Regions from separate parts of the Homo sapiens genome. Here regions 1, 2, 3, 5, 6 and 7 are each linked to region 4. The links are chromatin loops, found by intact Hi-C in ENCODE. Cell type or tissue: PC-3. All regions are shown on one strand. Each heading gives the region's core, and the rest is flanking DNA. Links, peaks and the distances in the headings are about the cores only.

Region 1 (4,473 bases), core at 283-4,282, 430 kb after region 4:
ATGTGAGATGATAGATATGTTAGTTTGTTCCACTATAATAACCATTTTACTATATATGTATATTTTAAATATACATGATAAAATGTATTTTATAAATAAAAAATAACAGCTAATGAAAAGATTATTGGAATTTTGAACAGCATTTGTGAAATAATCATAGCTTTCTAAATGCAAGATTATAGCAACATACAGAAACTTCAAGCATTTTCCAGTTTTTCTTCACAGTTTTCCATCTTTATTATCTATACAAAATATGTTAATACTTTTGAATGATTTTCAGAAAATAATTCTGAGACTGAAATCATCATATTCAAGCTTTTTTTCCCAGAAGGATTTGTGTTTTGATCAACCATTTGGAAGGAGGTGTGAGCAGCCAAAATAAATATAGGCTAGGGTGGGAGGAGAAAAACAAGCGTTTTGTTTTTTATGTTTTAAAAATATATTCTGTGCACCTGAGTTGGGTTTTTGCTTTATTTCATTTTTCTTCCCTTTTTCAAATTACATATAGGTAGGGGCAAATTTGGGCTAATCAATAAACAACTTTCTTTTCCCTCTCCTAAGACTGTTTTTTTTAGAGTTGCCATCACAACCGAAGATTCTATGTTGTTAAAATCTCTTAGTGATAGTCTCAGGTTAATACATTAGAAGGTAATGACTGCTTATAGAAACAACAGAGCAGCAAATCCATAACATGTTTGATTTTTAGGGATCACCAGTACCTCCAGATGTGTGACCCATCCATCTAGTTTTCAATGGTAAATGTGCAACTAACAGATCTGGTCCCTGTGCCAACCAATGCCTAAGTAGGCTTTCCTGAACACACAGAAGGGGGATCACTGCCTTGTCAGCCTGTCTAAGCCCGATTAGCTCTCCTCCTCTTCTTCTGCCCAGTAAAAACAAGAGTCCAACTCATTTAAAGCTGAGATGAGGACAATAGGAGTCCTACAATTTCCAGAATCACCTTGAGAGCTGGTGAGGAACACAGATGGAAGAAATTGGTTGGGGATGCTCCTCTCTACCTTCAGTTCCATTCACTTTGGGCATTGAACATCTAAATATTAGTTAAGTTGTGCTCCCCTGCACCCCTACAGATCCTGACACTATACCCCATCAGTTCTTACCCTGCTCTGTTGTTTCTATAAGCAGTCATTACCTTCTAATGTATCATATAATTGACTTATGTATTATGGTTGTTTATTGTCTAAGTCCTACTAGTATACATACTCTATGAAGGCAGGAGTCTTTTTGCCAATGGAGCCTCATCAGCTAGAACCTCTGACTCTCTGTTCCATTTGTTTATAGGAATGAATAGAAAATGTTACCATATTGGAAAGCTTGCTTTTTTCTTTAAAGTAAACTTTCTCTTCTGAGAAGCATTCCCTTAAGTGGACATAAACATTTTCTGATTCTGAAATAATCCTGCACATATACGATATACTTACACCATATACAATATAGCATATACAGGTATAATCATTATTTAATAGATATAATTTTATTACATGTTAAACATATTACATAGGCTATTACCAGCTGTTGCAAACTCAATTTTACTGGCTTAACAAAATACAAATTTCATTATTGTTCACGTAATAGTCCAAACGTGGGTGTTTTTGGTCTGGAGTGGCACTCCCCCAGGTGATAATTTAGGCATCTAGACTTCTTCAATGTTATGGCTCTGCTGTTCCTTGAGCTCCTCAGTCATTAGTATCCACCTGGATGAAGCAAAAGAGATGGCTTCTTAATTGTTTTGACCATCTTGGTTACTTCAAGTAACACACATCACTTCCAATATTATTCTATTGATCAGAACTGTCAAATGGCTCCCCCTGGGTGCAATAGTTTGTACAGTCTCTGGTTGGCAGCTACTTCCTAGGAACAGCTCTACACTATGGTAGGGGAATCATGAATTTTAATGGATTTTTAACCATTTTCTGCTATATTTCATGATCAAGCTTTCCTGTAGCATACTTCCCCATTGACCAGCTGTATTAGTGATACTAATGATTATAACAGTGTGCTGTTATAATTATGCATAACAGTCAGAAGAATATAATGGCTAATGCATGTCAATATCTTTGGCTGTGCTCAACCTCGGACCATTGGTCATGTTCAGGTTTACTTCAAATGTCTCTCTTTCTGAGGCCTAGACTAAGTAGCAACAGCACTTGGGCCACACTTTTCTCATGAGCATGGTTGAAAGAGGCCAAAGCAAAACACACATATCTAAATTTTTAGATATAGAACAGATTAGCTCTGCTCTAATTTCATTGGTCAAAGGAAGTATTATTATCTACATGGGAAATGTCATCTGGAATGCTTGTTTTCTCCATCTGTCTACTTAATAGCCACCTATTAAAGATTTACAAAATCTTGCCATTGTTTAAAGATTTGTTTACCTTCTGGACATCAAATATCCTTTTTCTGTTCCTTCCATCCATCTATCAATCCATCCATCCTTTCATAAATTATTTAATGCTTGCCTTCTATGTGTCAAGCATTAGTTTACACCATGAAGATATAGCATGAATAAGATCTTCAAAAGGTCTCCAATTTCATGAAGCTTTTATTTTATTTTTTATGTATGCATGTTTGTATGTATGTTTGTATGTATGTTTTTCCAGGACTACCAAGCAAGAATGGAGCTTATGTTTTAGTGGAGAAAATAGATGTGTGAGACAAAACATAAATATAATTTCAGATATTACTATATTATGAATAAATGGAAATAGGGAAATACAACTATATAGAGGAAGGAGCAACATTAAATAGTTGGTGAGGGAGAACCTTTCTAAATAATTGAGCTGAGAATAAAACAGCCATGTATTTATAATCAAATATGTCATTCTAATGAGGGTCACAATACCAAAAGAATCTGTTAAGCTTCTCCCTTTTGTTTTATTTCATTTTTCTCCCTGGCATCCATTTATCATGTTTAAGTTGTCAGGTTAATATAAAAAGGGCTAAGTAGAATAGACTAGGCTGATTGCCAGGGTCTACAATGTGCCCAGTTATTTTAAAGTTAGGTGGAATCACATTGTTTGGAGGGCCTTTATGTTTCTAACAAAGCTACAATTAAGGAAGTAAAGTTGAATAATGTTGCCCAATGCATTAGAGTACAAATTTAAAAGATCCAGAGAAAAATGAACAAGGATCCTCAGAAATATTTCTCCCTTTCCCTGGTTTTTCTGCTCTGCCTGTGTACTGCTTTGGGGATTGATTGGTTCGATCCTATGATATGACCCTCCAGGGAGTGGTCTGGCTGTGGAGGAGGGCTGGATCTGTCAACTAACATTCAAGGTGTTTTGCATTATTAAGAACTAGCCATGGATGTAATAAAGTGAGTATTTGAGATTTCCAACCTTAGCTTCATATTAATCTCTCATTGCTGCTATAAAAGTATGTGTATCACAAACTTAGTGGCTGAAAACAATACTTGTATTATCTAATAATTCTGTCTAACATGAGTCTCACTGAGCTAAAATCAAGGTGTCAGCATGTCTATATTTACTTTTAGAGGCTTTAGGGGAAACCCTTTGTCCATTTTTCCAGCTTCTTTAGCTGCATATACTTCTTGTGGAAATCAGTAAATGATAGCATTTCTGATTGGTTTATGACCCCCGTCCTCCATCTTTAAAGCCCAGCAGCGACTGGTCACATTCTCATGTCGCATCTTGCTCACTCTGCTTCCACTGTCCTCTCTCTCCAATAACAGCCAGGGAACAGGTTCCCTGTTGTAAAGATTCCTGTGATTAGACTGGACTCATCTGGACAATCCAGGCTAATCTCCCCATCTCAAAGTCCTTAACCATAATCACATCTGTTGAGTTCTCTTTGCTTTGTAATGTAGTCACAGGCTGCAGGTTTTAGGCTATGGACATTTTCGGGGGGTGCCATTGTTCTATCTTCCATAGCTTCTCTTTAAATTTATGGTTGCAGCTTCCTCTACGATGAGAGGCATCACCAGACAGAGCCATTCTGTAATGGGATTAACCTGATTTCTGGGAAAGGGCAAGAAGAACACTCATGTTTTCCTATCACTATGATACAACTTGGCTTTTGACAAAGAACTCCATACATCTGGGGGCTGAGTACACTGTGACACGTTACCAGAAAGCTCCAGCTTGTTTACTTTGGGTAACTGGAGTTTTAGTCACTCCTTGAGGATATTTTATGACAACCTGGAGAAATTGTTTTTATTATATTAGGAGGTGGAGGCTGTCTTTTTTCTCTCTCTTCCTCTCTGTTTATGTTTTAGAATTATCCCCTTCTGTCCTTTTGATGGATTTGAAATTGTTCCTGGGAGGAAATGCTGGTGATAATTCTAATTTCAGCTGCTCTTGCTCTGGGGACTTATTTGAGTCTTGTCTTTGATATTGTGCTTCTCTAATCATAATCCTGACTTTCTGAAATATGAGTGTCAGTAGAGAAAAAGCTTGCCAACTCCATCGCTCATTTATCATGGAGAGGATG
Region 2 (4,473 bases), core at 250-4,249, 330 kb after region 4:
ACTAGCTTTGGGCTCACATTATGACACCCGGAAAGGCAGAAGAAGATAGTGGTGAACAAAACACACTTCCTGGAGCCACACTTTTCAGGTTCAAACTCCAGCTCCGCTACTTGATAATGTATGTGTTTTGGCACTTCTTAAAAATTATGTGCCTCAGTTTCCTCAACTGTAAATGGGAATCTGATTTTTATGACCAGTGAATTTGTGCATTTACATATTTATAGTCCTTAGAAAAGTGGCTGCCACATAGTAAATTGTCCACAAATGTTAATCTTGTAATTACTAGGGCTCAGTTTCTTTGCATTTCTGCCACCTCTCTCCATCTCTCAGGATTTGTGCAGCATCTAACACCTCCAAGGCTGAGGACCAGTAGAAAAGTATGTCTTGCTTCACAGTCCTGATGGCCCTGCCTTGTCATTCTCACACCAATCACTATGGCCAGAAAATTCCTGTGTCGGACCTAGGTTGAATGCTGTTCATGAGAATACTTTTGGAATAGATGAAAAAATATCACTTAGGCTGGGGGAGGGGAAATTTCCAAAAAGCAAAACAGAGGTGCCATTGTCATCTAAAAGGGGACTTAATGCTAAATAGTAAAACGCATAAATTACTACTGCAGGCCATAAAGAGAATAATTTTCAAAAATGAATTAAATTAAAAGGAAAGGTGGAAACCAGATTGTAGAAGGATTTCATCTTTGGCAAGGGAAGGAACAGGTGAACAAAATGAGGAAAACTTGGAGGCAGAAGATCCGTCTACAGCTGCCAGGCACCAGGAAGGCAAGAAACTACCAGGATCAATTTGAAACTTTCTTCACCATCTGTTCATGTCCACTGTGAATGGCAAAAAGGCTTTTTTCTAAGAATTTTAAATGTACTTGATCTGTCAATATTAATATTTTCTTTATTTTAATAATTATATCTGTAGGAATGCAAATATACCTTTTTATACAAAAAATAATTTCATTGCAGCTAAAAAAACAAAGTGTTCTTAATTATACTATGATAACTTAGATCTGGCACAATGCCATCACTACTTATTATATATATATATATCAGGATGAATGCATTTACCAGACCTAGCAGATGATGTATTCTTTACAGAAACCATTACTGTGATTGTAATTTAGAATAACAGGTAGACCACTTTAGAGCTGTGGGAACTGCTGGCTAATTCTATTTCATATTGATCACAAAACCTTATACCACCTCCTTTACTTACTTTACGCAGGTACAAGTTTCTGTGGCATTTCAGAAATATAAGCTAAAAATAATGAGTGAAATAGTTTTTCTTAGCTTCAAAGCTCTGTTATATGGTAGGCTAATAAGAATGGAAATTTCATTCATTTGTACATTCATTCAACAAACATTTCCTGAATTTCTTCTAAACCATTCACTCTTGAATTGCTTTATATTAACTTGTTTGATCCTGTCAATAACTGTACAGAAGGTAGTGACAACCTCCCAATTTCTCTCTCTCTCTCATTACATATATATGCACATACACACACACGTATATATACACACACACACATAAATTGTCATTGAGAAATATTCAATGCCTTGAAAAAGTCAAAATGTAAAGCATCATTCTTAAAAGATGCTTAACACCAATTACCAGGAAGAATTGTTCCAGTTGAGGGGAAGATGAGGGCTCAAATCTATCCTGCTTCGTTTGCAATATGTTATAGCTTTATAATCTGAGGGACTTGGATTCAAATGCTATTTCTGCCACTCATTGCTTAGACTAAGTCCTTTAACTTCTTCATATCTCTTTTTAAAATAAAGAACAGTAGCACCTACCTTAAGAAGCTGTTGTGGGCAAATGAGTTAATATTGTAAGTTGCATTAGCACTGTAGGAAGTGCACTCTTAAGAGTGCTCAACAAATATGAGCTATTATTATTAATCATCCAAATGAAATTTGAATCCCTTCTGCCAGCACTCTGTCTAAAGCTAAACACCTAAGGCAGAAGACAATTCATTAAGTCCCCAAGCAGCTCATTTTATCTTTGGACAGCTTTCTTGGATGGTTGTAAGTTATATCTTATGAGGATAAAAATCCTTCCTCTGTAACTTCTTCACATAGGTCTCAGTCTTACCACTTAGGGCCTCAATAGACATTTCTCACTCCTTTTTCCTTTCCTCAAATCTATAAAGACAATTGCGGTTTCCCACTGAATTTGATTCATTCTAAACTAAGCAACCCAAGAGTGCCTAGAGTGTTATGTTGATTAGTCTTTTGTTATTGTTTATTTTGATTTGTTTTCTTTCCAAGTCAATAGTAAAAGACAATACAATCCACTAATGCAGTCATGCACGCGTACACCCCACCACACACATGCACACGTAACAGAGCTCAACACACAGGGCTCAGTTTCAACCACGGTGAGTGGTTGGCTAAAATCTACTTGTTAGCTTTGGCTTTATCCTTGGCCTCTGGACGGCACAGTAACCAAATGCCTGTTTCAATGGAATTCCCAGAATTGTTACATTTGTGCATAATCAACCATTATGAAATGTTTTAGGATACCTTCGCATCCAGTCAGCATGCCCAGCTGAGTGATGAAACAGGGCATGTCACTGAGCTCTGTGGTTATGTCTGAATAGCCACTTTCAAATATAGGTGAATTCTAGATGCAACTCAGTATGTCTTCTGTCTTTATAGATTAAAATCTTACCAATGATTTGAAGTATAAATGTGTATTTATTATTATAACAAATAGAACTATGATTATGAAAGTTGTTAATTTCATATACCAAAACATTAGTAAAGGCCATTCAAACACTGAAATAAACAGGGAAACATATTGACAGCTAATATAAATGTTTATATTAAGTAAGAGACTGTTTGCTATATCAGTGCTTCTCAGACTCTGCTCACAAATTGGCTGGGGATATTGTAAAAACTTAAGATCTAATTCAAGGGGATTGGCTCTAAGATTCTGTTATTTCTTTCAAGCTTCCCAGTGATGCCAATCCTGAAAAATATTAACTCTTGCTTGTGACAATTAATTATGAAAATTAATACAAATATATAGCAAAAAATCAAAATGAGATATTGTAGTTCTAAGCTTTAGAGATTTTTTTGCTCATTACATATCACAAAATAACTTTTAATTACTGTTTTAAAATTTCTGGCAGTAATTCTTCTAAAGTCTCATGGGATACTTTTCAGAAAACTATCAAGTTTTTTTGTTTGTTTGTTTGTTTTTGTTTTTCTTTTGAGATGGAGTCTTACTCTGTCACCCAGGCTGGAGTGCTGGAGTGCAGTGGTGTGATCTCGGCTCACTGCAACCTCTGCCTCCCAAATTTGAGCAATTCTCCTGCCTAAACCTTCTGAGTAGTTGGGTTTATAGGTGCCCTCCACCACGCCCGGCTAATTTTTTTTTTTTTTTTTTTTTTAGTAGAGACAGAATTTCACCACGTTGGCCAGGCTGGTCTTGAGCTCCTGACCTCAAATGATCTTCCTGCCTTGGCCTCCCAAAGTGCTGGGATTATAGGTGTGAGTCACCGCGCCTGGCCATCTATTAATTTTTTTATAGAGCAATTAATATTTTTGTGTTGTAATGTAAAACTTTTGAGGCCAGGAGTGGTGGCTCTTGCCTATGTTTGTAATTCCAACACTTTGGGAGGTCAAGGTGGGAGAATCACTTGAGCCCAGGAATTTGAGACCAGCCTGGACAACATAGCGAGACCCTATCTGCACACAAAAAATTAAAATATTAGCTGGGCATTATGGCATGTGCCTGAAATCCCAGCTATAATGCCTGGGAGGCTGAGGTGGAAGGATCACTTGAGCCCAGGAGATTGAGGCTGCAATGAGCCATGATTGTACCACTGCACTCCAGCCTGGGTGGCAGAGTAAGACCTTGTCTCAAAAAACAAAACAAAAACAAAAACAAAAAACTTTAAAAAATTGACTAATAGATTACTGTCAATAAATCTCAATAGAATTTTTTAATACAATTATAGACTTAGTCTAGTGTCCTAGGAATTCAGTTATGATGGTGATATTAGCTTCAATTTTAGTTTAGTAGGCAGATTAAGGGCTCCCCAAAGATGTCCACATCCAATTGCCAGAAGCTGTTAATATCTTACATCAGGGGTAGGGATCAGGCTGCACAGCAGGAGGTGAGTGGCAGGCAAGAGAGTATTACTACTTGAGCTCCGCCTCCTGTCAGATCAGTGGCAGCGTTAGGTTCTCATAGGAGCATGAACCCTATTGTGAACTACGCATGCGAAGAATCTAGTTACACATTCCTTATGAAAATCTAATGCCTGATGATGATCTGAGGTGGAACAGTTTCATCCCAAGACCAAACCCCTCCCCATCTGTGGAAAAAGTGTCTTCCGCGAAACCAGTCCCTGGTGCCAAAAAGTTTGGGTACCACCGTGTTATGTTAAATAGCAAGGGGCGATTAAGATTTCAGATGGAATTAGGTTTGCTAACCAGCTGACCATAGAAAAATTAG
Region 3 (4,473 bases), core at 115-4,114, 160 kb after region 4:
TCTGTGGAATCTAAACACTTCTCCCCCTTATTTAGACCTGCATCATTTTCGCTAGAGTTATTGCAAAGATTCCTCACTCTTTCTGTTTCCTCCTCAAATCCTGCCTCCACACTATCTCCAGGGTGTTCTAGCTGACTCTGCATGGCCTACATGGTGAAGCTCAAGCTTTGATCAGATCAAAAGGGCTCCCTCTGGGAGCAGTGGCTCACACTGTAATCCCAGCACTTTGGGAGGCCCGGGTGGGCAGATCACCTGAGGTCAGGAGTTCGAGATCAGCCTGGCCAACATGATGAAAATTCATCTCTACTAAAAATACAAAATTTAGCTGGGCATCGTGGCTGGCATCTGTAACCCGCTACTCAGGAGGCTGAGGCAGGAGAATCGCTTGAACCTGGGAGGCGAATGTTGCAGTGAGCCGTGACTGCATCACTGCACTCCAGCCTGGACAACAAGAAGAAGACTCTGTCTAAAAAAAAAAAAAGGAAAAGAAAAATACAAAAATAGAGGGGCTCCCACTTACCTGGTTTCTTTTCCCCTACCACCCCTTATGTCAAATGCAGTGTGCCAGCGACCCTGAACTTCATACCAACCCTGGTTCACATCATGCTTATTCTCATCTCTTTATATTTGTGCAAACTGTTCCCTCTGCCTGGACTCTCTCACCCTTTGTTCATTTCGTTAGCTTTCCATACCAAAATTTAGACAAAAAACTCTCCAGAAAGCTCACCTGGATACTCCCATTCCCTGTGGGTATGCTGGGCTTCCTCTGTCCTGGGAGCATGTGTCTATTACACCACTCATTGGTCAGCTTTAAATTCCTTTATCTATCTGCCTTATAGAATCAAGCTCTTCTACAGCAATCAGGGTGTTGTATTAATAATGAAGTGCGGGCTGGGCACAGTGGCTTAAGCCTGTAATCCCAGCACTATGGAAGCCTGAGGCAGGTGGATCACCTGAGGTCAGGAGTTCGAGACCAGCCTGGCCAACATGGTGAAACCCCATCCCTACTAAAAATACAAAAAAATCAGCTGGGTGTGGTGGAGCGCACCTGTAATCCCAGCTACTCAGGAGGCTGAGGCAGGAGAATCACTTGAACCTGGGAGGCAGAAGTTGCAGTGAGCCAAGATCGTGCCATTGCACTTCAGCCTGGGCAACAAGAGCGAAACTCCATCTCAGAAAAAATAAAATAATGAAGTGTGTCTGACACAGATCTTGGCACACAGCTGGCCCTCACTAAATGTTGGTTGTATTTTACATCAGGCAATTGAAATGTGATAAATGTCACTAAACTCTCTCCAGGATCAGCACAGAATGCTTGAGGAATGTTGCACAATTAATAATGGTTAGATGAGTAAAAGCATAATTCCTGTGGCTTCTAATATGTCAAAGAGGAAGGAAAGAAGGAAGAAAGGGAAGGAAGGAAGGAAGGAAGAACAGTAAGCAATGAGCTTTCTAATTGATTTTCTCTTTAAACTAGAGATAAGTGTAGAGTGAGGGTCAAGATCAGGGTGAACTTGAAGGAGAAGAGAAGAAGATGCTGAGGACTAATTCTGACACCATTTTGCCCAAGGCTGGTCTTAGACTTGACCCGTTAATTGCCAAATGCTCTAAGCAATGATGTGCTGCCAATAATCACAGTGAGGCCTAGGCAAGGAACTGATGCTGTTTCTTCGATCAGCCAGCAGAGGGGACAATAGAGCAAAGGCATTGATAACCTTACACAAATTTAGGAAATGTTGCTTCCTTTCCCACCACCTTCTGTTTCTCCAAGCTGAGGCTACCTCTGGGGAATTTCTATTATTGATTGCGTGCTGTTTACTACCTTACCATCATTTATCCATGGCAGCCCATGGCAATATTGCTGCTTTTTGTCAAAATGGAAAGAAAAATGGATGGGTTTTCATTGATGAGGCTAAGAACTCATTGTTTAATCATGCATTAAGCTCAGTATAAAGTCAACAATGAGTGGAATGCATAAAAGTTTATTTTGAAAACATTTTTTGCCTAATTTTCAATGACAATGAAAATATGCAGATACTGCAAGCTCTTGCAGTTCCCCCACCCATCAACTCTGCCTTTGCTGGTGCATGAGTCAACTAGCTTCTTAAATCACTGCATGCTTTTAGTGTCATTTCCAGTTGGCAGCACTGCAAACAACTGAGTTGTCAGAGGAGATAGATCCATGCGTAATATCATTTGCAAATGATTTATTTCTTAAAGTGCATAAAAATGCATTTTGAGCTCCTATGGTTGTTATTCCCACAGTAAACAATGGAGTAAAGAGAACTCTTAATTTGTTCACAGTGTGAGGGGTGTCAAGGGGAAGACAGGTTATGTTTAACATCTTTTGCATTATCAATTGACTAATAGGGTCACTGGGGAAAAAAAGCCACTTGAATTAAGTGCCTGGAAATAACCTTACTGTGAAGATATGGTGCCGAAGATGAGAAGCCAAAATCCAGATGAAACTAATCTCTCTCCATTTCCCATGTTTCCCCTAAATGCTCTTTTGTTTTGTTTTGCTTTGTTAAAGTGGCATTACCCCAGGCAGCTTAACCAGAGCTAGATACAGGTCTTTTAAGGCAGTTCATACAGAAAAGGGGAGAGGTCATTCAAGAAGAATGAACAAAGGATTTCCTACTAATGATTTCCAATTAGACCCTGTTGGCATTTTGGGTAAGGCCGTTCTTAACTGAGAGAAGCTGTGTCTTACATTTCAGGGCAGTTAGCACCATAGCTTCCCTCCCTAAGATACTAGGAGCATGCAACAGTTATCGTGAAAATCAACTGCATGATTTTCGTAGATGGCCTCCATCTAAGTGATGCCAATTGGAAATATCTCACTGTGTGTTTTCACCATGGAAGTTTGTTATCTCAGAATGTTCATTTAATACCATCGACAAACATGGGGATAATAGACTTACAGAGATGTAAGGACTTGAAATAACATATGCAAAGAGATGAGACATCACACAATAGGGATTTTATAAATAGTACTTATTAATATTATTGCGAGGAAATGTGCAAGTTATAACAATGAATGAGAATGGACTCCTTACTCTTATAGAACTATTTAGTGGAGAAAACATACATGCAGACATGCCCCAAATAATAATACAAGTCAGCACAGTTGTTAGGCATATTAGAGTCTGAACAGAGCTGAGTACAAATTGCTTTTGGGCTGCCTAGCTTCCGATGTTAAATGAGTACCCATTCTCTGGTGGAGTAAAGGTATGGTTTTAATCCTCTCTGTGAATCAGCTGTATGGTTTCCACCCAGATTTTGAGGTGGGAGGAGAAAATGTATAGATGAGTCTATTTTATTTTATTTTATATACATTTGAGACAGGGTCTCCCTCTGTCTCCTAGGCTGGAGTGCAGTGATGCAATCTTGGCTCACTGCAGCCTTCACCTCCTGGGCTTAGGTGATCCCCTTCAGCCCCTGGAGTAGCTCAGACTACAGGCAAATGCCACCATGCATGGCTAATTTTTGTATTTTTTCTACAGACGGGGTTTTGCCATGTTGCCTAGGCTAGTCTGGAACTCCTGAGCTCAAGTGATCTGCCTGCCTTGGCCTCCCAAAGTGCTGGGATTAGAGGCGTGAGCCACCATGCCTGCCTCATGAGCCTATTTTAAATTCCAGCCTGGGATATGGCCCCTAGGTAAATGTAGCCAGGAGAGAAACTTCAAAACTTCAAAAGTTTCAGGAAATTGATGTTAAATTTTTGTTTTACTCTCCATTATGAGGAATTTTTTAACTTCAATTGAAACAGAATTTGACTTTGTTGCACTTCAAATCCTTATGGATATTCCCCTTCAATTTCTAGCTAGTCCCAAATGTTTTATGTGCTAGTGTTTATAACCAAATTTGATTCCCAGACTCATGTGTTCCCTTAGATTATCTAATAGCCATTTCACACCCTTTCTGTTTTTTTCTGCATGGATTTATGTATGATTATGACTCCTATTTCTATTGCTATTTGTAATGTATTTTAGTTTTTGAAAATTCCTATACGTAAATCCATTCATTCAGTGCTTCACATGTTTACATTTGGCTGAATGCATGTCACCAGAAGCTAGGATATTTACTTATAGCTTGGAAGAACTGGAATGTCTGGTAATAAGGTCATGTGGATAAAAGTTATACATTTAACAAAAAAAGAAATAAGAAAGTATATGTTGGTGAAATTTTCAATTGAGTATAAATATGTCTTTTTCTAGGGTCAATTGAGTTTCTGAGCATTTTGAAAACTGAGACTACTTTTTAATTACTTTCAAATTAAGGAACATTCAATACTACAGCACCTTTTGTGAAGTAAATTAAAACCATTTTCTGAGATACATAGTCTGGATTTCCTCCTACTCCTGTTGCTAGGAGGAAGAAAAAGAGAACAAGAAAGATAGTAAATAATTCAACCTTAAATTCTATGTAATATACCACCCTTCTGCCTTATCTTAGGCTAAATTAGCATAT
Region 4 (4,473 bases), core at 164-4,163:
TACTGGAAGAAATTTCTCTCTCTCTGTCTCTCACACACACACACACATGCACACACACGGACACACTTCCCATTCCCCTCTTTTTTTTTTTTTTGAAGGTCCTGAGATACTAATGTCCCGAATGACTCCACTGTGTGTAGGAAGAAACCAACTAGTATGGCCCAAGTATTACTACAGGGAATGTTGCTGGAGTAATGGGATAAGAATTGTCTTTCCAAGGCTTAATTTTTTCATCTGTAAAATAGGTATAATAAGGGTATCTCATAGGATTTTGGTGAGGATTTTTAAGGCTTTGCATACAAATGGCCATATTACTTAGTCATTGAATGATATTATTATTATTTGTATTACTATTATTATAATTCTCCTTAAGAGGGGGATTTTAAAGTCTCAGTTGAATTTTTAGTCTCCAAACTCTCCAAGAACTCCTCCTTTGTCACTAAAGGAGTCTTTGTTTTATCATACCTCAAAGATGACTCTCTTCCTTTTTCCCCACTTGTCATGGAGCCATATTGCACCTAACTTCTAGCTCACAACTCCCTCTTTCATTTATAGGGTTCTTGCATGCTTTACATTTTAAGAGAATAAAAGGGTAATTTTGGAGACTGCTCAAACTATTATGTCAAACATTTTCTTCTAAATTTTTATTCTAAGTGATTTGTTTTCTAAGTTCTGGAAACCAAGACTTAAAATACATGTAGAAATTAAAGCTGAATTGAAAATTAAAGATATCACATGGGCCTTGCAACTCAGAGAATAAACTTAACTCAGTGTTAAACACGTGCTCCCACAGCCCTAGATAGGACTACCTGGAAGCCTTTCTTCTCTAGGAGCCTAACACCTCATCTTTGTGGGGCTCCTTCCAACTGAGATTTGCTTTTCTTCTTCAATGCTTATTTTTATCCTGTTCCAGAAGATCTAAAGTCTCACCCTCCAGCCTACTAGCAAAAACATAAAGTCTCTTAAAAGAATACATATAACACTGTATTATAAAATATTACATAATATAATTTGTATTAGTCTGTCCTGCCACTACTATAAAGAAATGCCTGAGACTGGGTAATTTATAAGAAAAGAGATTTAACTGGCACAATGTTCCACAGGTTGTACAGGAAGCACGGCCGCATCTGCTTCTGGGGAGGCCTCAGGGAGCTTTTACTCATGGTGGAGCAGGTGTCTTACACGGCAGGAAAAGGACCCAGAGAGAGAGAGAGGTGATACACACTTTGAAACAACCAGATCTCGCGAGGACTCACTCACTCTACAGTACCAAGAGAGGATGGTGCTAAATCATTCATGAGAACTCCGCCCTCAGGATCCAGTCACCTCCCACCAGGCCCCGCCTCCAACAGTGGGGATTATGATTTGACCTGAGATTTTGTGGGGACACAGATCCAAACCGTACCAACATTATATATATTTCTCTGAAAGAACCCATTCTCCCTCAATTAAAAAAGCTTTGTGTATTATTAAACATACATTTAACATTCCACGGTTTCTTCACCAATGTCTGGTCAGTGTGTAGGTTCTTGAGTTTTGACTGAAAGGATTCACCAGGGAGAGTTGCCAGAACACAGAAAACTCTGCCCCAGAGCCTCATCCATGCTTCTATGTACAGCTCAACAAAACACATTTTTTAAAAGCATTTTGTCCTTTTTACATTACTTTTAGCTATTTTAAACATATAGGTATAGTCTCAGAGCTTCCAGTCAAATATGGATCGTCAAGCGGAAGCGGAGGACAGCCTTCCCTTAGAGAGCGATTTTCATCTGTGCTCCATCCCCATCGTGGTTTTATCTGTGTGGAAATGCGCTTCTTTGAAGTGCCGTTAACTAAGCGGGGATGGAGGAATTGGCTAGGAGCCAGGTTATAACCTTCTTACTTGGAATATTCGTCTATATCCTACGTAATGAAGTGCATTAACGTTTATACATTTTATTGCAGTTATTTAGTCAATTTTTTTATTGTAAACCAACATGGATGCTTTGTCTCAGGCATATTCTAATTAGATTATTTTAAATAAAATTATAAAGACGGCAGGATTCAGAAACGAAGTATTTATAATAAATTTGTTATTGCCAATACTAAATATTTTCTCATTTGTAGTTCCCCAGTCTGTCAGCAGGTTGCAGCAGAGGGCTGGCTTTAGTTTTAAATTAGCATGTTAAAGAGCATTAAAATATTTCTCCCTCCCTCCCTCCCCTTCCTTCCTCCTTTCCTCCTTTCCTCCCTCCCTCCCTCCCTCCCTCCCTCCCTCCCTCCCTCCCTCCCTCCCTTCCTTCCTTCCTTCCTTCCTTCCTTCCTCTCTCCCTCCCTCCCTCCTGCCCTCCCTCGCTTCTTTCCTTCTTTTTCCTCCCCTTCCATCCTTCTTCTTTCCTTCCTTCTGTCCTTTGTATCTTCCTTCTTTCTTCCTCCTTCTCTTCCTTGTTTCCTTTATTCCTTTATTCTTTCTCTCTCTTTTCTCATCCCTCCCTTCCTCCCATCTTTCCTCCTTTCTCTTTCTTCATTTCCTCCCGTCCTCCCTTTCTTTTCCTTCTTTCTTTTCCTCAGTTTTTTTCCTCTCTCTCTTTCTTGCCTCTATCCTTTCCTTCCTCCCTTCCTTCCTTCCTTCTATTTTCCTTCCTTTCTCGTTACTTTTTCTTACAATATGAACATGATACTCAATTACATTCTGTAAATGGAGGAGCTGACTCAATAGTAAAGTGTTTATGTATGTGTATATTTAAAATGATGTCTACCTTTTAGGATTTTTTTAAAATAGTACTGTAGTTAAAGATGGAGACCTTATATAGAAGAATAGAGTATCAATAACAATAAGAGTAGATAAACTTATAATTTGACTAACAAAGATAACAATAGCAAAGCCCAGATTTGGTGTGATGTATACAAACTCTTAGGATCACACTCCACTCATATAGCATATGCAAATGGCCTTGTTTTTGCAACTGCATTTGGAAATGTGGAAGAGGGAAAAAGGCATTTCAATCATAGCTCTCATTAGTTATTCACTGTATCCAGGCCGCTCAATTGTGCTTCTGTCTTTAATGTAATAGTAAGCAATAATCTCACAGCTGTGCTTTGTAGAGTGAACTATATAAGCATCTATATTGAGATTTCATACACACATAACATAAAAGCAAGAGAAAAGCATCAAGAATACCGCTTGGCCCATTGCAAAACCATACAAAAGAAATAATAACTCTCCCTCAGAACGGTTTTGTAGAGTGACCAGCTGTAAGATAGACTTGTATTCTATAATGAAATCACCATTCAAAAAGTGATTACTTCAAGGTATGACACTACTTTCCCTTTGAAACATTGATATCTTTAATTATACAACATCAGTATCAGCCACTGGGATGAGATAAAACAGATTCCTAAGCCAAAATTTGTCTCCCTTTCAATGTTCTCATTCACTTCATCTCCTTCTAAGCGCTTACCCGAAGGCTCCCAAAGGACATTGCTCATATATGAGACACGGTGGGTGCTTTTTTCTCCAGCATTTGAGGTTGAGTGTTCATTGTTAACTGGGAAGTGTTTTAGGCTTATTGTTTAATTCACAAAAATGTCAGTTTTGGCAGTGTTCAGTAATAAAAATTTCTTAGTAATAGTTTGGATATATAACATTGCCGTGCGTTCCACATTCATTTGACAAATATTTACTGAACTACTATCAATGTTCTTGGCATGCATTAAACAGACTAGGCCTTGCTCACTGTGGAGCTTAGCATGGGCAGGAGGGAAGAAAGACTTCAGCTGATAATTATATCGATCTTTAAAATAGTTACAATTATGTTAAGTGCTATGAAAGCAAAGGACACTGTGTTATGAGAAAGCACAAGAAAAACACTTGACCTGGCCTGGGGGTGGGGAAATAAATTAGAGTCGCTTTCCTTTGTGACAGATAGGGAAATTCATTAGTCTCAGGCAGTGGTTTAGAGTGAGGTTTGATTATTGCCTTTAATTTGTAATTAAATAGGAGAAACTATAACTGAGCATGAAGCAAAATCTGATGTAATGTAGCACATTAATTTATTGTATGGGATGATCATTGTGGTGAGTGGTACAAGATAGAGCAGCTTCATTTAAAAAGTCATATTTTGAATTGTATGAAACACGTTTGTCTTTAATTATGGCAAGCCCGAAAAAGTGTGGTCACTACTGTTCATGTGAGCAAAGACTCCATATCTTAAATATTGTGGCTGTTAACCTATAGGTTAGGACTTTGTCTCTTTTTGGACCACATAGTTTGTAAAAGCACACAAAAATCACAAATCACATTTTGATAAAAAAAAAAACTATACTTTCAAAGAGTCCATCTTGCATATCTTTTCCCTCCACCTGTATAAATAAAATTTTATAGTTTTCTTTTTTTAAGTGTGTCAAAACCCATAGCTGATATCAGTTTTAAGTAGAGATTCTGTGGTGCTTTTTTAGTACTCTCAGTTACATACTCTTAATTCATAAGTAGAG
Region 5 (4,454 bases), core at 1-4,000, 290 kb after region 4:
AAATAGAGCTCATCTTCTTTCTAGATTATGGCCAAGATACATCAATAATTATACTTACGTGAGCCTCTGAAGGCAGGTAGAATCCTCAGGGTGTGCTCTCCCTATGCAGACTTTTATGGCTGTTAAATTTCTTGTTTGTTACCAAGTGCCACAAGTTTGTTCAAATGGAATTACTTTTATGATGCAAAACCTACCAGCTACTAGCTGGTGAGCCCCAGATGGTGGCCTTCCAAATTGAGGTTAAATTTCCTAGAGCGCTGACACCAAAAGAAGAATGCATATCTTTTGATTTTTTAAAAAGAATGTTACAATGTTTTCAGTTTGCCTGTGTGTGTGTCTTCTGGTGGTACAGAGAGAGACACCTGTGTCAGATGGAGTCCTGTTTCTTCAAATAAAGTTCACTTACTAAGTGCAAAATCCAGAATATAGGGACTTAATCCATATCAATTAGCTTGATAACTGAATAATAGTAATAATATGAAAGATATTTTGATGGTTAATTGGGAGATTTTTTCATCTAATCTGGCATTAATACTTTTGCTTATCATCTCTGAACGCTGTGATATTTAAAAAACCAAAATGTTCTCTTAAAATGAATTATTCATGCTTATAAAGAAGCTAGGTGAGATCACACTACTCCAATAACTTAATTAAAAATAACTTTATGGAGAGAGAGAGATGATTTGAAAGCAAAAAACTAGAAATAGAAAGGAATGGTGTACAAGATTGTTTTAAAAGAGAACTCTTTTTTCTCTGGACGATTAAAATGAAAATATATTATCAGGTATAGAAATTGCATAATTGATCAACATTTTCACAATTGCATGTATTTATATTTAAAGTCAATTAATTTGTTGTTGAGGACTATGTTATTTTGATTTCTAACCAATTTTAACTGGTGTCATGATTCTTTTCTAGAGTGTATAAATGCCTTCTTAGGACATTTTTTTTTTCTGTGAAGTATTTTTGATGGACATTTTTTTGTGTGTGAGCATTTAACTTTAGTTTTATGAATCTGAGTTTTCTAAAATTCAAAATACAACGGATGGCCTACATGTTTTTGAAAGTAACTTCAAAACTCTAAAATCTGAAGTTTGTAATCTTGGCATTAAAACTCAATAATAAATCCTTTTCTATAAGCATATAAATAAAATTATTTTCTGGATCATTCCATTAGCTTTTACAGAACACCCAAAGTTTGCTTATCACTCTACTACTAGCTTCTGTATTTCATTAACAAGCTTCAGTAGGTTTCTATTTAAAGATTCATAGTTGTTAAGACAACAAAAATGGCTAATTTTTAGGTGCTTAACTGTCAAGTGTTCAAAAAGGGGCATAACCTCAGAGGACTAAAGTCCAAGGGACTTAGGAACAGAAATTTAGGTAGACGGAGACACAGCAAAACCCTGTCATTACATAATAAGTGAGGTCTAAGTAATCCATTTGTGTGAACTTTGAGTTGATTCCTGCTAGTCTGATAAAGCAATATTTTTCAGAACTATGTTAATAGCATAAAAGTAAAGATAACTCAGATCACACATTGAATTGAAGAAGTCCCACATGATCTGGAGACATTCACTTCTACTCACCCCATAAGCAGAAGATAAAATTTAAGTCCTACTTGAGTATAGAGCAAAAGACAGAAGTACATCCTTTTGTTGTGTCCTAACTGTTGAGAGATAATGTTGGTTTGCATTGGGATGATAGCAGTAAAGGTGGTGTAAAATAATCAAATTATGGACACCATTTGAATTTTCTGATTGATGAGATGCAGTAGTTGAGCAAGAGAAAAGAATTAATTAGAGGTGGCCCTCAGGTTTGTTCTGTTGTTGTTTTCTACTTTATTTTGTTTCTGCCTAAGCTAGCAGAATGATGTTTCCATTTAATGCAATGGCAAAGACTAAAAGGGGAGCAGGTTTAGCGTAACTGATGGGGGGGCAGGAGCTCAGCTTTGGTATGACGATTTTATGAAGCCTTTTAAATGTCCAAGTGGAGATGATGGAAAGGCAGTTGAGTAAAGAATCTGGAGCTATGGTAGAATTCCAAGCCGAAGGTACAAATGTGAGAGTTGTAGTCTATAGATTTCACCATCATGAGCCAAGGACTTAAATTTAAATAGAGATGATAAAAAAAAAACCCAGGGTTGCCCCCTGGAGGCACCTGATTGCTCATATGATAGGAACAGTGGAAGAATTCAGTAAGAACGGTTAGTGAGAGGGGAGAACCACAAAGGAGTATGATGCCTTAGAGTGAAGTGTCAAAAGCGATTAAAGAAGAGAGAGACATTTGGCTGATATATCAAATATGTTGAAGCCTGAGAACTGACCATTGCTTTTTACCACATTTGTGTTATTAATAAGAACAATTTCACTGAAGGGCTGGGAACAAAACTCAGTGGGATTATGTTCACAACAGAATGAAAATAAAGGATTTGAAGCATAATATAAATAATTATTTACAAATGATATATTTATTATTTCTAAATAAATAATTTACAAATAATATTATATTATACTATAATAATATTATATTATCATTTATATATCATTTATCACTGCAACCTCTGCCTCCCAGGTTCAAGCGATTCTCCTGCCTCAGTCCCTCAGCTGGGACTACAGGCATGCACCACCATGCCCAGCTAATTTTTGTATTTTTAGTAGAGATGGGGTTTTACCATGTTGGCCAAGATGGTCTCTATCTCTTGACCTCATGATCCGCCTGCCTCAGCCTCCCAAAGTGCTGGGATTACAGGCGTGAGCCACTGCGCCCGGCTTTTTTTTTTTTTTTTTTTTTTTTTTAACAAAAATTTTGTTCCTGTAAGAAGGGAGAAAATCAGCATATTTAAAATGTGGTTGTGAATGATTACTGCAGAAAGAGAAATATTGATGACTTAGAGAAAGGGAAAAATTACTGTTAGAGTGTCCTTGAGTGGGTAGGAAAGGAGGCGTCTAGAACATTTTAGATGGAGCACGGACTGCTCAGCCCTGCTAAGAGGACATATGCCACATTATGTGGATGAATATATAATGAATGAATGAAAGACTAAAAACTGGCATGAAAAGTCCCCAAACCTGGTTCTCTAAAGTCAATACATAGATTTAAATCAGGAGCCAAATTATGGAGGTAAAATTTGTGAAAAACCATCAGAGCAGCTGAGAATAGTAGAAAAAGAAACAGAAAGGTGGAATTAAAGAACAATCCCTTCTCCCTGTTTCTCCAAAAGTTTCTGTACAGTTAAAGCTGCCAAGTGGAGAAGAGCTGGAGGCTTGGGTCTAGGATAAGTTCTAGTCGGAAAATAGCGGGCTAGGAAAGTAAACCAAGATGGAAGCCTGTTCCATGCCTGCACTGCAGAGGCACAGAGGAATTACTCCCATCAGGACACACTCAGACCTCACCTCAAAGACAGTCACAGGTAGAGACTCAGATGGCAGCAGGAACACTGACCAGGTGCACACATGGGAGACAGTCATTTGCGGGCCATGCCTCAAACCTGGTGAGGTCAATCATATCTCAAACACTATTTTATTACTATCCTCACAGTCAGCACATGCACTAGGATTTGAAAAATGTAGTATGTGTCTTACTATCTAAAACCTTCCTTTCTTTCCTACTCTCCCTCCCCCAACATATTTTTCTAGAATTTTAATTTAAAATATAAATATCTTTGGAGGGGGCAGAATACTAGTAAAGCTTCTAGTTGTTGAGATTTCTCAAGTGTCTTTCTTTTCCAAAATCAGGACCCACGTACAGTGTGAGGACAGAGATAGTATCTGGATAGGTAAGGGAGGAAGCTGGAGAGAGAAAAGTGAAACAGGCCAAAAAAATAAATAATAAACAAATAAAAAATAGGACAGGAGGAGGAGGCTAAAGTCTTAAACCTCCTTATGATAGACTGGCGTCTGTCCTGCTGGCCTCTTGTTTACAGTTAGAGCTGTGGAATCTCAAGTGATCTAGTCTCAGTACTCATGGTAATGTCCAAATTCAATTTTATTTGATTCATATGGTGACTGGATATCTTGGAGTTCTGACAATTTAAAAATAATAACAGTCTTTTATTATTTCCTCAAACTACAATTTTGGAATTGCTGCCATGTTCTTAATTAAAAAAATGTGTTTTTAATATTTTGAGAAAGTCCATAGCAAGATCCTAGTCACACTGGCATTTTGGGATTCCAGGGATGGTGAAAGATACAGAGGACCAACATCTAAACCTAACACGTTTTAATATTTTTAGCATGCAATTTACATTGAGTAGAGAGAATTCAATGAGGCTTTAATAAACATAGTCTAATTACTTAAAATTATGTAACATATCTACTGGATGCTTTGTAGAAATATACTGCTGTTTAGTGTATAGAATATACATGCTGAAAATCTAAAGATGGGGCATGTTTGACCTTGAAAAGGCATTGATGATAATTCTCTGTGAAATATGCCAGTTGCAATTTCAGAAA
Region 6 (4,473 bases), core at 366-4,365, 69 kb after region 4:
TGCATTCTTTTTTTCGGTGGGAAGGGTACTTAGGAATTAGGGGTTGTTGAGTGTGATTGATCTATGGAGTCTTTGGACAAATCCAAGTGGTCCAAGATTAGAGAATATTTAAGAACACCTACGCCAGAATGTAGTAAGTTAATCTACCCATAAAAAGTACTAATGCAATTACTCCTCATTATGAAAATGCAGAATTTTATGATGGTTAAATACTAGTTTTCCAGAAGGTTTTAGTTTTACTTCTACTTACATAATTGCATGCCAGAAATTTGACATGAAGGTGCAAATCTGTATTACAGCTTTCCCATTTTGTGATAGTTGGAGCAATATAGTTAGTTAAACCCCCCACTTTGCTCTGCAGCCTGATTCCACCATGTTGATATATAAGATTTCACTTTTCATATAGGAAAGGGCATCATTGAATTTCTTGGAATAAAACAGTGGCAGAAAAGAAAAGTCAGACATTGCATACTTGTTGTAAAACAAACAATTTAATGTGTTTAATGAATTTGCACAAAGGAAGTAGTATTCAGATATTTTTAGGGTAAAAACATTTTTTCTATTTCATATATAAAAGGAAACACCCAATATTTTATCTGAAAAACTACTTTGAATTATAAAATATTGCTATGAAAAGAAACTAACCTATATTTAGTGTATACTTAACCTCAGACTATTTTAAACTCAAAAGTAGATCCATTAAATCAGTAAATAACAATTATGTGTTATTGTCTCAGGATTATGTGTAAATATATGCTTATACCCCTTATTTTATTCTTTAATAAGTAAAACAGACATTTTGCACTATTTCATGCTAAACATACCCAGTAAATAATTTTCTGAAATGAATAGAAGATACATAATGGTAAATGCAAATTTAGTGTCTTCCTGCCTGAAGTATGGTGACCTCCCGTTTACTCAGCTCCAATTCCCTGGTTTTATTGTATTCATATTTTTTAAATATAGGGCTATATTGAAAGGAAAAATAGAAGATATCTATTAAAAGTGAATATATTTACACATTCTATATATTTGGGTTTTAAATTGTGTATGAAATAAAATAAATGTCTTTTTAAATTATAAAATCATATAAAATATATAAAATCATATAATACATTAAAAACTCAATCTGGTAGCTCTGTGAATTTTTAGGCTGCCAGTAGAAAAAGTGGGATGAAAGCAACTGAAGATTTGCTGCTTCCAGATCCAGAATTGTAACCTTGGACAGAACACCAAGGGAATCAGCTTAAATTACTCTGACAGAACAGGACAAAAGAAAAAAGCCTTTTGGTTTTTGTGGATAACATTTTGCATATGCCGTTTTGTTAGGAAATGAGATATTCTACATAAATATCCTAGATGACTAAGCCTAAAATAAATATCTAACCATAGTCTATTAAAAATAACTTTAAGAAAGAGTATATTTGTTCCCCTATCTTTTTTCAATAGTGAAAATATTCTAACCTGATTACCTTTGATTTGAGAGCTCAGTGGTATTAACTTGATGATCTCTGAGGACTTCCAGTACTGTCGCCAGTAAGCCATACCACCTGGTCTTGGCATATTCCAAAATTACATTAATTCTCCTCATAGTATGATTTCCCCTTTAATCAATATCAGATTTCTTTGAAACAATGTGATGAGGAGTAAACTTTTTAAAACTCTAAAATCATGATACTTATACAAATATAAAATGAACCCTTGTTAATTATTTTACAGTCTATTAATTAATGAGGGAACCAGTAAGACATTTCAACCTGCTGGAAAAAGAACAAGAATAGACATACACAGAGATGTTCAGGAATGCTGAAATAAATTTATGCATATTTGTAAAATTAGTTAATATCCGCAGGGCAATAGTCAGTTGTTTTCCACCTTACAAGAATACTTGCATTATGATTAGTTTTCATTAATTTACAAAGTTGTAAAATGGTTTAAAGATAAACAATGGTTGAGTGAACCCAAAGGAGTGGACTGGCCAGGACTCACTAATCTTTTCACCCATTTCAAAGTCTTTCACAATTTTTTTTGACAGATGAAATAAAAACATTTATTACTAACTATTCCTTGCACTGTTCTGAGAACTTTACATATACTCATTTTGTGTTTCCAAAACTATTGTATTAATAATAATAATCACTAGTACTAATAAGAGGAAGCACTGTTGCGATCCCCCCTTTCCTGATGTGTTCTCACAGGTAGCAGGTGGTGGGATTGGACCCTGGGTCATTTGGCTGCATCTCTGGTCTTTATGCTATACTGTAACTACTATTGTACTTTAACTTTTCACAGGCACATTTGATTGTAGCTGATTATAAAGATAGCTAACAAAATCCTTTATTTTGCTATTTGCAACACACAAAATGAAATGATTTCCACATTACCATGGAAAATCACCTGTATAAAACTCTTAAGCCAATAGTCTTAGTTACAAACAATTCACTCTGCTGGCTTTGGAACCATGCTTCATTGGGCAGCTCCAAGCATTCTTCTGAATTAGCAGGCATGAATTTGTGTTAACTGCAGTTTTTAATCACCATTTCATCACTGCCTTCAAGTAGGAGGAAATCTAACTTTTGGATAGATGGTACCGATACTAAATGTGGATTTCACAAAATGTTACTACATTGAAGTAAGTACTGTAGGTTACTATAAAGTTTGTTTCATGGAGTTCAAATTTGATGGTATATATTAAAATTTTAGATATATTTTTAATGGAGAATAACAATAATTGAGATGAAATAATGTACAAATCTTTATATAAATTCAGTATTTCCAGATCATCTTTATGAAAATAATATTACATAAAATTATCTCTAAACCAATGGTTTTCAAAGTGTAGTCTTTGAAACTCTGTAAGGAGATGCGTAAAGCCAAACTATTGTTTTCATAATAACAGTAAGATATTATTTGCCTTTTTCATTGGGTTTACATTTGTAATTGGTGCAAAATCAGTGGTGGGTAAAACTCTGGAAACTTAGTAAAAGCGATGTAGTACTAGTAAGATAGGAGAAAAATGCAGTTTCATTTAAGAATGTCCTTAATGAAGTAAAATAAGTATAAATTTTATTAACTCTTGACTCTTAATTATACATCTTTTTAATGATCTCTGTGACAAAATGAAGAGTAGGCATGAAGCATTGCTGCCGCATACCGAAATTATGATGAAACACCATTTTTACTTAAACAATGACTAACAGACAAATTATTCATATTCAGAGTTGAGTATTCAGCAAATATTTTCTCTGAAATGAAAAAGAAGGAGCTATCTTTTTAAGAAAAACAATTGAGTACATTTTGCTAGTGGTGTAATTCAGGCTTTCATATCAATTAGAATTTTGCACTTTCTTGATGAGTCTTTTACTGATATTATCAAATGTGCTTCTAAAAATAATATTTTATAATGGATGTGCCAAAATTTAGAAGTTCTGCTTAGCTCAGTGGGCCAATATTTTCCAAGTAACTAATGTTTGATTTTACAAAATTCATGGGTAAAATTTCCATTTGTATGCAATATAGACTAGTGGATATTCATGTGGATATTAGTGTGTGGAATATGAACATTTATTTATATGGATTTAGATTCTACATTAGCGCCAATCTTTAAAAACCTAGTAGTTGTTGAGTGTTGGTAGAATTGTGAAGAAAAATCACAAATATTTTTAAAGGCTATGGAAAGCACTCTTTTCTTTCCAGTAACATATCCCAATTAATTGAGTGCAGAATCAGATATGGGAATCCAGCTGTCCTGTATTAAGCCAGAAATTAAAGAGATTTGCAAAAATGTAAGATGATGCCACTCTTCTCACTGAATTTTTGTCTTAGAAAATATAGGAATTTTTAAAGTAAAATTATTATCCTTATATGATATAAATTTATTACTAGTATTTTTAGATACATTAATAACTTTTTAAATTTTTAATATCTATTATAGAAATATTAGTACATCTAATCCACATAAAAAAGACCCTGGGGTACTCAATAATTTTTGGTACTATAAGGAGATCTAGAAACCAAATACTTTGAAACACACTGCCCTTTACTTTGAGTGATTATTTATTGTTTTTCTCTTCATTAATTAAATAAAAGAGATGATGTTCTTCACTCATGGAACTTCTGTTTTAAGGGAAGAGACTCAGGGAGAGGGGTAGGCTTAGTAGGGTTAGGGGAAATGAAGTCTGTTTGGGGATACATTAAGTTTAAGATGCTTATTAAATATCTGATGAGAGGCATGATTTGATATATAGGTTTGAAATTTAAAGCACTATTATTTTTACTTCCGATTTGGTTTTTATTGTAAACAAAAGAACTAAATTCTTAAATTAGGCATTTGTGCTTAAAGTTCTTAATGCTTAAAGTAAATGTTTAAACATGAGTTGCAATTCCTCTTTTCCATTATAATACCCGTATTTTTGGTAATCATAGCATATCATACTTCTATTTAGAATGAATATTTAGTGTTTTAAATGCATA
Region 7 (4,473 bases), core at 346-4,345, 540 kb after region 4:
GATTACACCACATGATGGAAATGGAAGAAAAGCAGAAACAACACACAGAACAGAACCAACAAAATCTGAACTCATTAACACACAGCTTCTCACCACCACACAGCTTCTTTCAGGCTGTGCAACACATATTAAAATTGGCTCTTATTATTTACTTCCTTCTGCATACATGTCAACCTTACATATATTTCCAAACATGAAAAACCCTAAGAGGAGGTCTTGGAACACCCCCCTAAGTTCACAGTACAACATCAGCATTATGTTTGAGAAGTGTTTCTCTGTACTAACTTCAAATTGTAAAATAAAGTGCTATGTTAACAAAGATTATGTTAAAAAGAAATTATGCTACAAAGAAATTATGCTTATTTGTTATAAAAATGATATTTACCAAAGAATTTGGATCTAGCCCTGTGAAATGTGGAATAAATTCATGTTACAAATAAGAATGTCAGTGGCTAAGTGGATCTATTACCAAGTACTATAGCCTAGTTGCATTAAAACAATGCAAGTGCAAAAAATATATAAAAAGCATTATCTTATGTGTGCTTTATATGGTCCTGTCAAATTGTTTTATAAAAATGTTAGGCTTTAGTTCTTTATGGCACTCTCTATGAGCTTTAATTAATGTCATATCTAAGGTGGAAAATAAAATTTATTATTACTTTTAAATAGTAGCTGAATCAAGGAATATGTAAAATGAAATGTTGGAATTATTTCCTTTCTACTTTAATACAAAGAATTCAGAGGGTCATAACTCTTTACAACTTAGCTGAAGTATGGGCTAAGTAATTTACATATTATTTAGCCATTGCGTGCTTATTAACTTTTACATACTTTAGGCAGCAGAATATTTGTGGGTCACTTTTTCAAGTCCAGAAGTTCCATGATCAGTCTCTCAGTAACTCCATTATAGAGTGGAATAAAACAAAACAAGCTCATGCCTGCCGCCAACAACCTTGTCATTTATTCTGTCAGAGCAAGGAGGGTATAATAAGCAAGAAGATGTTCTCAAAGAAGTCTTGAACCAATTGACAAATAAGGGTGGGGATTGGGCCCAGTGGACTCTGAGGATGCCTGTTATCTAACTCTGCTGTCGCTGGTACCTGTGTGTGTCCCTCTCTTCAGCATCCGAGGTCAGAGTTATCAACTTCACCACCAGAGCTACAGGTGTGAAGTAGCAGAAGTACGTACTCCAGCTTTCTTTACCATCTGGAAGGGACAAAAAGTTATTCAGGGTTCTTAGGTGAAGTTTGCATAATGAACATGATGTGCCATTTTTGTCACCTCTCATGTGCTTACCATGTGCCAGGACTGGGCTCGGAGCATGCCTGCATCATTGTAGGTGTGTTCCCTACAGTCCTCACTGATGGGTACTATTATTATCCCACATCACAACCAAGGATACCAAAGTGAGTAAGGTTACATAGCTTATCCAAAGTTTTGTATTTATTAAATGTCAAAGGCTATGACATTAACCACTCAAAAACCTGAGATTTACCACTCAGAACCTGATATTAACCAGTCAAAAACCTGAGATAGACAAAAACCTGAGATAGATATGAGACTTACAGGAAGTAAAGATTTATTAGAATCCTGGCTCTACTGGTTAGTGGCTGTAAGACCTGGAATATGTTGCTGAACCTTTCTGAGTCTGGGGTTGTTGTTGAGGATTAATGAGATAACATAGGTGTGTAAAGTCCTGGACAGACATTACTTGTGGGAAAAAAATATTAATTCTTTCTCCTTTTCCTAACAGTTTTTCCTCTTTCCAAAAAATTCAATTTTTCTGCTTGCTGGAAAATTCTAAAGAGAAAAGTAGTTCAGTCAGTGTTATTCCAAAGGCAGTAGTCACTGAAGGAATGATTGGTCCACCCCACTATCCCCAAGCTGGTATACAACTGCTAGTGCATGGTGATAAGAAAAAGCAGACAGATTTCTAGTTGGTTCTATCACTGGTTTTAAGTTCTCTGTAGACAGTGCATCTCCTTATTGCCTGCACCTGGGGCAAATTGATTTCCCCCACCTTGTCCTTGGTACCCCCCTAGAGCCCATTATATTCATTACTCCTTCTTTCACAATTACAAAATTAGTTACTAAGTTATTTACCATGTAATAGGGAGTTTAGGTCTGGCATTTCTTCTTACCTTGTAGGTCTCATATGTGGGTTGGAGGCAAAGTACGTAGAAATTGGCTACAGGTAGCATTTCAGAACTGTCAGCTCTCCTGCCCCCAATACTACTTACTCACCTCTTTGAATTAAGGTAGGAGAAAATACAATGAAAACATTAAGTCTATATAGGAAGCTATTATCTGCTAGGGTCGGGACAGCAGGTATTAGAGACACAGGATACATTTTTTTTTTTTTTTTTTGCCAACCTCAGCATTTACTTAAAGATTCCACATACCAGTTTTAAATGCCTATTTTTTTTAATGCCTGCAACCATTCACATTATAAAATGTATCGATTTAACTATTAAAACGAATGTCTGGCTTCAGATGGGGCGGGCCAACTCAGCCTGTGGAAACACAGCATAACACTAGGTGGATACATGGCGCCACCTAGCGTCTGTAGCGCACTTTGGAATCTATACTTGGCTTTCAAAAATTGAATCAAACAAAACTGTTTTATGACACAGAAGATGTATGCGTTGTTTGGGATAATAAGCAAAACGCCTGTAGAAATCTATGACAAAATCTGCTGATGATTTTTGTTTTGAATTTTTTTCGTTACTTTAATCTTGCAATTTTAGGTTCTCTAACTTTTAAATAGTATGCCTTTAAAAATAATACTTAGGGGAAAAATGAATCACAGCTACTGATCTCAGAGTGCTATGCATTATTTATGAATATGTGCAGCTGTTTTCATTAGGATTTATGACATCTTCTGTGCATTGTAAATCCCTTAATTCAACCTGAGTTTCCAGGAAAGGAGATCATTATCCCTCTTTTGCCAACTGAAAAGGAAAAGAACAGAAAAAAGCATGACTGGTTAAATGGAAAAATTCCTTCTTGATTTCTTTTGTTTTCCATTAACATGTTTGAAACAGATAGCTTGAGAGTCTTTCCGGAAAATAGTATTCTTGCTAACTTGTGGGTAAATTTACCTCCAACTTAAATTGCATGTGCATTAGGAATAAATGTTTACATGCTGTTAGTACTGGCTCAGAGTGGCAGTACCCTTCATTCAGAATAATAAATATGTCTTTGCCATGAGTTTTTTACTCAAGAAACACTAGAGATCTTTAGCACTAGCACCCAGCTCACCTGCTGGACAAATCTTCATTCTTCATTCTGTGCTGCAAATGAACATTATCCTTCAGGTTGAAAACACTTCTCCAGATAAATTGGATTCCTAAAATAGCTTTTGTTGAGAGCTTCTTATGTGTTTGCCAGAGTGCTCAGAATGCTGTATTATCTAATGTTGTTCTTACAGCACACTTTTGAAGTAGGTAATATTATACCCGTTTCACTGATGATAAAATTTTTGGCTAAACAGTTTCTGTTACCTATTGAAGGTCTTATAACCAGTGAGTGGCTTTATGGATGTAAGATATAAAACCAGGTAGTTCTATCTATCAAACCCCTGCTTTATGCATAGTTGCCTCATATATAACTTCCTTTTTGAATTTGCTCTCTCTTTTTTTTTTTTTCTGAGGCGGAGTCTAGCTCTGTCACCCAGGCCGGAGTGCAGTGGCATGATCTCTGCTCACTGCAACTTCCACCTTTTGGGTTCACGTGATTCTCCTGCCTCAGCCTCCCAAGTAGTTGGGATTACAGACATGCACCACCACACCTGGCTAATTTTTGTATTTTTAATACACACAGGGTTTCACCATGTTGGCCAGGCTGGTCTCGAACTCCTGACCTCAAGTGATCTGCCCACCTCGGCCTCCCAAAGTGCTGGAATTACAGGCGTGAGCCACTGCACCTGCCCCTGAATTTGCTCCCATTCTAAAACTTATTTTCCTTCACTTTCATCCATTTATTTAATCACTCTTCAATTTCCCAGGTCTTGCCTTTTGACTTTTTGAGACTAAAATGTCATAGCAGAGGACAAATTCAACTAGGACTTCAAATAAGCAGAGTGCCAACCAAGAGCAAAATCTCCAAAGTTGACATGAGGTTGGGAAAGTAACTTCTGGAAGAAAGCTAAGTTCCATTCATCGGTTATTACATTTTTGTGGACCATGGACTAGTGCCATGGGACATCAGCCCTGCAGCTGTGCATGTGCACAAGTGTCTGTGGATATTAACACTTGAGCACATCGAACCCTTTCCACATTCTGAAAAGAAAACATATCCTCGCCCACACATGCACACATAGATATCAGCTTCCAGAGTACTGTTGTAGATTTAACCAACAACACAAAAGACCAAGACGTATTCACCAAAATGTATCTGGCTTCTGGACTTCCACAGAATCCTACGAACAGACACTTTAAAGTGGGAGGGGGGAACCCCAACTGTACTGTCATG

What was found. A loop is a pair of places that touch in the nucleus more often than their neighbours do. Peaks named below come from ENCODE experiments on the same cell type or tissue, not always from the same donor. Only the 100,000 strongest peaks of a DNase experiment are listed, where the experiment ranks them.
Region 1: it touches region 4 in a loop (2.9-fold over the local background); 3 of 110 quality-filtered maps call a loop at or near these places.
Region 2: a loop joins it to region 4, with 8 times the contacts of the local background. A loop is called at or near these places in 2 of 110 quality-filtered maps.
Region 3: a loop joins it to region 4, with 9 times the contacts of the local background. A loop is called at or near these places in 10 of 110 quality-filtered maps.
Region 5: it touches region 4 in a loop (2.6-fold over the local background); 3 of 110 quality-filtered maps call a loop at or near these places.
Region 6: a loop joins it to region 4, with 3 times the contacts of the local background. A loop is called at or near these places in 2 of 110 quality-filtered maps.
Region 7: a loop joins it to region 4, with 19 times the contacts of the local background. A loop is called at or near these places in 71 of 110 quality-filtered maps.

What each region holds. Positions count from the first base shown.
Region 1 is chr2:225,554,836-225,559,308 of GRCh38, forward strand. All of the region lies in intron 4 of NYAP2 (neuronal tyrosine-phosphorylated phosphoinositide-3-kinase adaptor 2), which reads left to right. Among named protein-coding and RNA genes, the nearest start is that of NYAP2, 160 kb to the left of the region's middle. RefSeq lists a silencer at 3,665-3,865. In PC-3, for the core only: a CTCF peak has its summit at 1,817; no DNase peak of the experiment used is centred there; H3K27me3 peaks cover 548 bases.
Region 2 is chr2:225,450,454-225,454,926 of GRCh38, forward strand. The region is part of intron 3 of NYAP2 (neuronal tyrosine-phosphorylated phosphoinositide-3-kinase adaptor 2); the gene reads left to right. Among named protein-coding and RNA genes, the nearest start is that of NYAP2, 53 kb to the left of the region's middle. In PC-3, for the core only: no CTCF peak of the experiment used is centred there; no DNase peak of the experiment used is centred there.
Region 3 is chr2:225,281,374-225,285,846 of GRCh38, forward strand. No RefSeq gene overlaps it. Among named protein-coding and RNA genes, the nearest start is that of NYAP2, 120 kb to the right of the region's middle. In PC-3, for the core only: CTCF peaks have their summits at 1,696 (motif pointing right) and 1,896; a DNase peak (open chromatin) is centred at 2,108.
Region 4 is chr2:225,120,937-225,125,409 of GRCh38, forward strand. No RefSeq gene overlaps it. Among named protein-coding and RNA genes, the nearest start is that of DOCK10, 81 kb to the left of the region's middle. In PC-3, for the core only: a CTCF peak has its summit at 2,084; no DNase peak of the experiment used is centred there; H3K27ac peaks cover 1,400 bases.
Region 5 is chr2:225,409,484-225,413,937 of GRCh38, forward strand. All of the region lies in intron 3 of NYAP2 (neuronal tyrosine-phosphorylated phosphoinositide-3-kinase adaptor 2), which reads left to right. Among named protein-coding and RNA genes, the nearest start is that of NYAP2, 12 kb to the left of the region's middle. In PC-3, for the core only: a CTCF peak has its summit at 2,139 (motif pointing left); no DNase peak of the experiment used is centred there; H3K27me3 peaks cover 973 bases.
Region 6 is chr2:225,189,889-225,194,361 of GRCh38, forward strand. No RefSeq gene overlaps it. Among named protein-coding and RNA genes, the nearest start is that of DOCK10, 150 kb to the left of the region's middle. In PC-3, for the core only: no CTCF peak of the experiment used is centred there; no DNase peak of the experiment used is centred there; H3K27ac peaks cover 366 bases.
Region 7 is chr2:225,658,093-225,662,565 of GRCh38, forward strand. All of the region lies in intron 7 of NYAP2 (neuronal tyrosine-phosphorylated phosphoinositide-3-kinase adaptor 2), which reads left to right. Among named protein-coding and RNA genes, the nearest start is that of NYAP2, 260 kb to the left of the region's middle. In PC-3, for the core only: a CTCF peak has its summit at 2,558 (motif pointing left); a DNase peak (open chromatin) is centred at 2,549.